Linked DNA regions of Homo sapiens: region 1 is linked to region 2. Evidence: chromatin contacts called from ENCODE Hi-C or POLR2A ChIA-PET data. All regions are on one chromosome and are shown on one strand. The core of a region is the stretch at or near the end of the contact, and the rest is flanking DNA. Distances in the headings are between cores, read along the strand shown.

Region 1 (4,293 bases), core at 1,073-3,572, 83 kb after region 2:
GTGATTTCCCATTGGTGGAGATCCAATTTGGCGGCCAACCTGGAGGCTCCCTTCCACAGTGAAAGTCTGCAAGAGCAGCAATTTGTCCCCCTTCTTCCTGTCTGCCTGCCTACTGGTTGTACTGTTGAGTGTCCACAAGAGCTTTCCTTAATGGGACCCTACTTATCATCACAGAAGCCAAGATTTTCCATCCAAAGTGCTATATTAACAACTTAATAAATGTTGTTCAATTCTTTAAGTCTGTGAGACAGGTAATACTGTCCATACTTAATAAATGAATAAGAAAATTTAAGCAATTTATCCTATCACACATCTAGTAAGTCATGAGACCAGGCATTCCCAAGTTTATCATTCTTCAAAGCCTAGGAACTTTCTATTGCTCTCTGCTTCCTGTGAAGCAGCTCCTGGTTCTACCAACTCTCCAGCTTGTTCTCCCACTAACCCCTCACTTCCCTCACACCAACTCCTCCCTCTACTTTCCATCATGCTATATGGAGTTTAAGGTCTTTGGGTTTCTAGTTAGTCCCACCGCTGAAATCCTCTTGCCAATGCCTATACGACACTAGCCTTTTGAAATTTCTTAAGCCTAGCCTTTATGGCCTAGCACAAGGCAAACTCCATAAATATTCCATGCATGCTTGAAATGAGTGTGCTTTCATATTGGGTACAATCTTTGAGTTGAGCTTGTTAATTCTGCTACTCAAAAATAAGTCTTTACTGATTTTTTTGTGTGTCTGACCTAATAAATTACTGAAGTATGTTAAAATCTCCACTATAACAGACACTATCAATTATTTCTTGCAGATCTATATACATCTGTATGTTATTTGATGCATACTAGTTTTATCTTCCAGGTAAAATTAGTCTCTCATCAATATATAGGTACCATATTTACCCCAGGAGAGGAAAAAGAGGAAAAAAGAGGGAGAAGAGACAGAGAGGAAAATAAAAAGGTGAAAGGAAGCCAACACAGATAGGTTTATATGTAAGCATCCTCCCCTCCTTGCAAAAGAAAGATAATTAGCCGTTCCAATGGTCTGTAACCTGGACAGTGGTTACAAATGCTTAAGATGGATTGCTTCTTTCCACCGACATCAGTGAGAACACAGGCTTCTCTGCTGCCTCTCTCTATGAGGCAGTCTGCTTCCCACTCAACTTTGCACTGGAGTACAGCCCATTGGGCTTCCAGCTTTATACAAAGGTTTCCTATTAGAAATTCCACCCATGCAAGCCTGGGATTTCGTTTTTTTTTGCCCCATGCTCAGTGCAAAGCAGGAGTTGAAGGCTTCCAGGGTTTTTGGTTTTGCTTCATTTGGGATTCTGCTGGCTCTGTGTGTGTGTGGCACTCAGCAATACAGTAACAAAATTATTAAAAATATATTTTATCAAGTATTTAAATCAAGTCTGTTGAAAGCATTAATCACACCCTCTCCATATTGCTTCTAATCTAATCCTTTTATCTCCTGCAATTCAGCTCAAATACAGCTACTTTTATTAAACTCTGTTCAATTACCCTACCCCTGCCCCACAGCCAATAGAAATTAATAACATCTCCCTCGGCTTCCCACTGCACTGTTTCTGCCACATGGATAGCAATTACCACACCATACTTTACACCTTTTAGACACATTTTTTTCTCCCAAATAAAAAAGCCACTCCATAACTAGGTCCTATGTCAGTTTTCTTTGGGTTCCCAGCCCCACTCCCCCACTGCTCCATTCCCTGCCTCCAAAGAGGGTAACAAAATGCCTGTCTACAAACAGTGTTCCTAACTGTTAGCTTAACATTTGTCTTTTAAGACAAATGGCTAGAAATTGTGACCCCAGCCTATCCAATCTTAAGCTAAACAGCTAGTGTGGCTCATGAGAGCAAGTGGCCTAAAAGAGCCTTGCATTGACTACTGTGTGGCATACTCAAGAACACAGAGGTTTTCCAAAAGGACCTTGGATGGGCCTCTGTCTTGAAGGACCTCTGAAATGCTGACATGTTTGTAAATTCCCATGCAACCACTTAATATTACCTGTATTCATTTATGGAACTTTATCATCATTAAACAGACTGTGATGGAATTATTTCACAGATAAATTAGTTAGATTTCACATAATACAGTATTAAAAACTTTTGGAAATAATACTATTAAGATGAACATGAAAAAGCAATTCAAGTACTTTTATCTTACATGAGATATTTTGCTCAGTCTCGAGATATTAATTAGGGGAGAATAGCTTCAAGGTTATCACCACCAAGTAGTGAGTGTGAGGGTGAAGCATGAGTCAGCGTTTTGACAGTAGGTTAAATGTGCCTCAAAAAAGAAAAGAGATGACTAACCCTACACAGTGTGTACAGCTTCCTGCTAATGCAGACAGCTATCCAAATGCAGCCCACAGCAGCCCACAGACACTGTTCACCAGTGAGCATGTGTGAATTCTAGGCCCACGCACTAGAAAACCACTACTTTATAGCATTTCTTAACTGAAAATATATTTTCACAGAAACAACAAAGCAAAGGGGATAAAAACAATAGCGACCAGAAAAGCTAACTTAGGTGAATGGTGCCACTCAAAGGTCTTTCCGAGGGAAGCTCAGTCCTGGCTTGCGAGAGTCAGCCTTGGCTCACCTCATAACGGGGCTCCAAGCTAAGGCGTCAAGGAAGCAGTCCCACTGCTTCTCGCTGTCAGCAAGACCACAAGGCAGATGCCCACTGCTGTCCTCTTTCCTTGTCTACTTTCTCATCTAAGTGTCGTAAGACAGCCCTGCACTGGTCCCTGAGTAACAGAGCAGCTGTCATGAGCACAGGCTCATTTTATCCGAGAGCATTCTTATCTTTGAGAGAAATGAGAATATGACAAGGAGAACTAAACAGCAGCAGGCCTAGCCTCAGCAGCCTTTCTGAGTGATGTCTAGTCCTGACGACTTTGTGATTTCCAAAGTCGTGAACACCTGTTCAAGAGAAAGAAAACAAATACATATTTAGATGTTAGTATTGTTTTAAAAAAACACATTCTGAATATTATATTTATGCTATTCTTTAAAATATACAAATCTGGCCAGGCATGGTGGCTCATGCCTGTAATCCCAGTACTTTGGGAGGCTGAGGCAGGTGGATCACTTTAGGTCAGAAGTTCGAGACCACCCTGGCCAACATGGTGAAACCCCATCTCTACTAAAAATACAAAAATTAGCCAGGCATGGTGGTGCACACCTGTAGTCCCAGCTACTCAGGAGGCTGAGGCGGGAGAATCACTTGCACCTGGGAGGTGGAGGTTGCAGTGAGTCAAGATCATGCTACTGCACTCTAGCCTCGATGACAGAGTGAGACCCTGTCTGAAAAAAATAAAATGAAATAAAATAAATTTAAAAATATACAAATCAGTTACTAATATGACATCTTTCTGACAAGTGCTTTATAATAGTTTTTCAAACTACATCAACTGAAGCCAATTTTTAAAACCTCCTGTTTCCTACCTCCCCACATGTGGGGTGAATTCCAATGGTGTCATCAAGTAGCTGTTTTGTGAGCCCACATTTCATTGCAGCTGCAAATCCTTGGGTAACCTCACCGGCGTTTGGTCCAAGAATATGAAATCCTATCACCCGATCCTTTAATACAGAAACAAAACAAAGAGAATCCCAGTAGGTTAATGGTCTGAATATGGATCCATTCACTGCAAATTCACAGTTAAAATATACAGTATCTACTACAGAAAAAGAACTTCAATGTCAAAGTGAGCAGAGAACATTACCATGAAACTAAGCCACTGTAAGAATCTGTTAAATGAGCCAGTAAATGCACATCCAGAGTTAATTTGCACTCAAATTTACTAGAACAAGCAATTTACCCACTGCATGAAGGAGTTCATTAGTATGATGTAAATTTCCAAATTATGCTGAGACAATGCTCAACAACAACATAACAAATCTGAATTAAAGTCCAACATTGGAATAACTCTAGGGCAGCAGGTTTTACTGGAAATAAGAGGTTGCTGGCCCAGGAAGCAAGATGCCCTGCTCCCAACATCAAGTGGAGACAAAGGAGAGGCTGGTGCAGGGCTGTCACCCAGGGCTGTGTGCTGAGAGGTATGGGGTGCAGGCAATGAGCTGACCCACCAAGATGGGAAGCAAGATGTGCAGTCGTTTTCCACGGTAACGGTGCATTCTAGGCTGTCCATTTGTCAATGTTCCTTCATCAGATTATCCTTCACTGTGATCTTCAACAGTAAAAGCATACAATAGATGAAGAGAAAGACTATAAAAGGGCAACGGAGGCCAGGGCCAGGAGAAACCCTTGCCCAC
Region 2 (3,861 bases), core at 1,019-3,518:
CCCAATACACAAAATTGTGAGCAAAATTTAAATGGTTGTCTTAAGCGGCCAAATTTTAGGGCAGTTTGTTACCTAGCAACAGCAACTGGAACATCACCTCAGGGCCTTTGCAATGGTACCTGCTGGCTTCTGCTCCCTGGAGTCACATCTCTGCTCCAATGCCACCTCCCCCAGGCCTGCCCCGGCACCCTCCTTGCACCGGACACACTTTTCATCCTGGTACCCGCTGTGTTTTCTTCACAGCAGCATTCACCGCTCTATCTCTCTATCCTGATTTTCCGTGCTTCCAATCTGTAATGGAAATGCTGTGAGGGCAGACACTGCATGGGTCTCACCCTCTCCACCCAGGCCTCAGCACGGAGTGGGTGTTCTGTATCTGTCGAATGAATGAATGAATGCGAGTCCCTGGGAGAGGGCGTCTTCGCAGGGAAGCTCCCTAGGCCCCGGGCGTCTAGCCAGGCATCTGCACCCTCCCACCCCAAGACCCAAGACCATCTCTTCCTTTCTCCAGGGACCCCATTTCCAGGGACATCTCCGGATGAAGGGCTGAGATGTTATTCCCAACTTTGGCCACCAGGTGGCAGCATATAAGGGCAAAGCGCGCTGAGGATTCCAGGCTGGCAGTGAGGCCAGGGAATGCCGGTCTGGGGAAATTTGGAAGGCACCTTTGGATGCGAGTTAGGTCCGGCAGGGAATGCAGATGACCTGGAATCCCTGGGTCCTGGGCCAGTCTGGGGGTGGGCTAGAGGTTCCCCAAGGCCAGAAAAGTCATGATAAGAAGCTTCTAGCTTACTGTGAGTCTGGACTCCCACCCCTGTCCTTTGAGAACATCATCACCATTTAAAGCTGTATCTCAAAACCAGCAGAACTATTATTTGCTTAATATTCTTCCTTAAATAGATCTTCCACAACTTAAATAAATATAGTAGGGAGAAATTTTTATTTCACCACTTTAACAGAAACCAGCCACTTGCCAGAAACAGGCAGTAACCATAAACAAATTAATTACTAATATCAAATACTTACCTGGCACTCACTGAGTGCCAGACACTGTTGCAAACATTTCCTGTATCTCATTTAATCTTCACAGCACTGAGGTTTAGGATTATCCCCCCGTACAGGAAAATGGGAAACAGAGAGGTGCAGTTAATTTCCTAATCTCCCACAGCAGTAAGCGGCACCAGGTGGGTTTGGAGTCACCACATTTTTCAAGAACAGTTTAACAACTGGAGCTTCGAGTGTGGAATAATAGACACTGGAGACTTGGAAGGGTAGGAGAGTGAGCGAGGTGGGAGGGATGAGGAATTACTTAATGGGTACAATGGACATTATTTAGGTGATGGTTACACGGAAAGCCCAGACCTCACCACTGCATATCTCCATGTAACAAACCTGCACTTGTGTCCCTTACATTTATACAAAAAACTCCAAAAAAAACCTACAGTGTAATGTAGTACCCTATCCCATGCACTCACACTGCTAAATGTTGTTTCCAACGCACTCATCCGCGCACCCAGTGCCAGCTGCACCCTCCCGTTCCCTGCTAGCCTGACTTCTGGGCAGCAAGACCCTGCGGTTAGACGTGGGCTCCTGCCCACAGGGCTAGCTGGATGTGTGTGTCTTTCAAAGGCTGGACTTTACTCTCACCTCGCCCCCTCCACCCCCCAACACACACACACACACACACACACACACACACACACACAGTCCCTGGCAAGTCCTCAGAGCTCACGTGGTGCCCAGAGAAGTTGTGGGTGACACGATGAGGCACAAGCTCCATTCCCCGGGGGATGTAAGCTGAGACCCTACCTCTCTGTGCAAAGGCTAGTGCCACCTGCATGAGCTAGATTCAGGCAGGACCTGGAGACCCTGGAGGAAAGCAAGGCTGCAGGGTAGCCTTGGGTCGGGGAGGGAGGGACACTCTTAGGCCTCTTACTGAGGGCGGGGGTCCCGGAGAGCCATGGACAGGGCAACGCTCTACTAGGCTCCTTGGTTCATCCCAGATCAGCCCTTGGGCCCCTGGCATCTAAGGCAGCAAAAAGGCAAGGGGACACCGCCCGGGGTGGGGCACGCCACCGCGACAATGCCTCTTGGCCTTGGGTGGATAATGGCACCCCTGGGCAAACCCTAGGGGCGGGGCCCAGAGGCGAGGGGCTTCCCCAATCAGTCTCCGCCCTAGCGCCCTGGACTTCGGCCCCATTCCATTGGGTGAGGGTGGGGGCACGAAAAGAGGAGCGGGCTTGCGGCCCCACCGTGTCCCGCCTCCTCAGTCCCCAGCGACTCGCAGGGGCTGGTGGGGCTGGGGTCCAGCTGCCGTGCTCCCCTGCCCTGCGCCGCGCCGCGCGTCTTGGTAGGCGCTGCGCTGCCGGGGCCGGGTCCTGGGCCAGTGCAACTCCGCCCCCAGCCGTATCCAGCGGACTGTCCTCCGCCGCGCGCCCGGCACAGCATGGGGAGGCGCTGCTGCCGGCGGCGCGTGCTGGCGGCCGCCTGTCTGGGCGCCGCGCTCCTGCTCCTATGCGCCGCGCCCCGCTCCCTGCGCCCGGGTGAGTGCCCGCCGGCCGAGCCGCGCACCCCCAACCAAACCTGGCTCCTCGCGCTTTCCACCGCGGCCTGACCCCTCGACAGCGCGGGGGACACCTGTTGTCTCCTTCCTGGCTGGGGCTAGGGGTGGCGGGCAGGGGCGCTGGTGAGGCACAGAAAGGCTCTAGACGCCCCCGCGAGCAAAGGCTCTTGCTCCTCCTCCGGAGTTACCTCCCCACTCCCAGAGCGGTGACTGTTTTGAGTCCCACAGCCGGTGCCTGGAGACCGGGGTCAGTTGTGGGGGGTAGAGGACAATTGGCCAATCCGGGAAGGCCATCTCCCTTACCTTCACCCCCTTCCCCTGCGCACCCCACGGCCCCTGGACATGAGCGCTGCTGGGCGCATGCGCATAGGAGGGGAAGCTTGGGCCACTCGGTCCGGTCCCTTGGTTGTCCTACTGTGCAGTGGGTGCCACTCCCTGCTCCACCCTGAAATCCACACTGGGTAGGGCTTGGGACTCCTGTGCACCCACTCGTGGTCTGGCTGGGGAAACTGAGGCAGTTAGTCATGACTCCGCAGAGCTGAGTGCCCTGGGCTCCACCGGTGCTGAGTCTTTGCTCTGAGTCTCTCCTCAGCTCATGTGAAGCCTCCCATCAACCCATTTCACACAATCTGAAGCGGGCCAGAGAGTGGGGAGACAGGTGTGGTGGCAACGTGCTGGCTATACAATCTACTTGGGACTGGAGGGGCCCAGCCAGCGCCCGGGTCTCCTGACCTCAGGGCTGTTTGCCTTTCCTTGTATGTGGTATGCGTGCTGGGTGGGACGACTCAGTCCGCCTCCCCACCCCCAGTGTGGGCTCTGAGAATCCTGGGCCCCACCCTTGGAACCTGGCAGACACAGTCCCAGGGAGTAAGTAACTAGGTCCAGGGTGGGCGGGGATGTTGGGCAGTGGGGGTGGGAGTGGCCCAAGACTTGAGGATATCAGGGCCTGGGGAGGCCTCTGCCCACTCCCCCTGACCCTCACACTGCCCCTTGCCCCTTGTGTGTCCAGACACAGCAGGTCAGACCTGGATGCCTCCCCAAGCCCATGGGATAGGGCTGGGGTGTCTCTTTCCAGCACCCCCACAACCCCTTCTGTGAGCTGTCTGGTGGTGTTGAGCAGACAATCTCCTGGCAGTCTGGGGTGTGGACTCAGTGTCTGTGGCTGCCACAGCCTCTGTCCACCGAGTCATTCAGTAGACAGATGTTTACCCAGTACTAAGACAGGGCAGAACTTGGTGGCTACTGGCCCCTCAGGGCTCAGCGTGGGATGTTAGAGGACACCTGAGTGCCTGGGTCCC

Evidence for each region. Hi-C counts contacts between places; a loop is a spot of excess contacts on that map. ChIA-PET counts read pairs that join two places held with the same protein, here RNA polymerase II (POLR2A). Pooled maps may share reads with other maps.
Region 1: a loop to region 2 is called in a map of posterior cingulate gyrus, with 5 times the contacts of the local background. The contact joins the enhancer-like site here to the promoter of CHST13 in region 2. A Hi-C loop is called at or near these places in 3 of 168 maps with a recorded cell type or tissue (Calu3, natural killer cell and posterior cingulate gyrus) and 10 of 50 pooled maps. POLR2A ChIA-PET finds 5 or more read pairs at or near these places in 1 of 52 experiments (H1).

The regions. Positions count from the first base shown.
Region 1 is chr3:126,605,034-126,609,326 of GRCh38, forward strand. TXNRD3 (thioredoxin reductase 3) reads right to left here. Exons shown (of 16, transcript NM_052883.3): 15 at 3,466-3,600; 16 at 2,017-2,940. The coding sequence ends at 2,872. It overlaps LOC105374090 (a long non-coding RNA gene), which reads left to right. Exons shown (of 3, transcript XR_924455.2): 3 at 1-2,507. Among named protein-coding and RNA genes, the nearest start is that of TXNRD3, 48 kb to the right of the region's middle. Within about 2 kb of position 2,323, at least 5 of the 41 ENCODE cell types and tissues checked have a DNase peak (open chromatin) inside an H3K27ac peak, as active enhancers do; they include natural killer cell, where a contact is called at or near this core.
Region 2 is chr3:126,521,887-126,525,747 of GRCh38, forward strand. CHST13 (carbohydrate sulfotransferase 13) reads left to right here and starts at 2,269. Exons shown (of 3, transcript NM_152889.3): 1 at 2,269-2,543. The coding sequence starts at 2,447. RefSeq lists enhancers at 1,593-2,093, 2,094-2,594, 2,655-3,155, 3,156-3,656.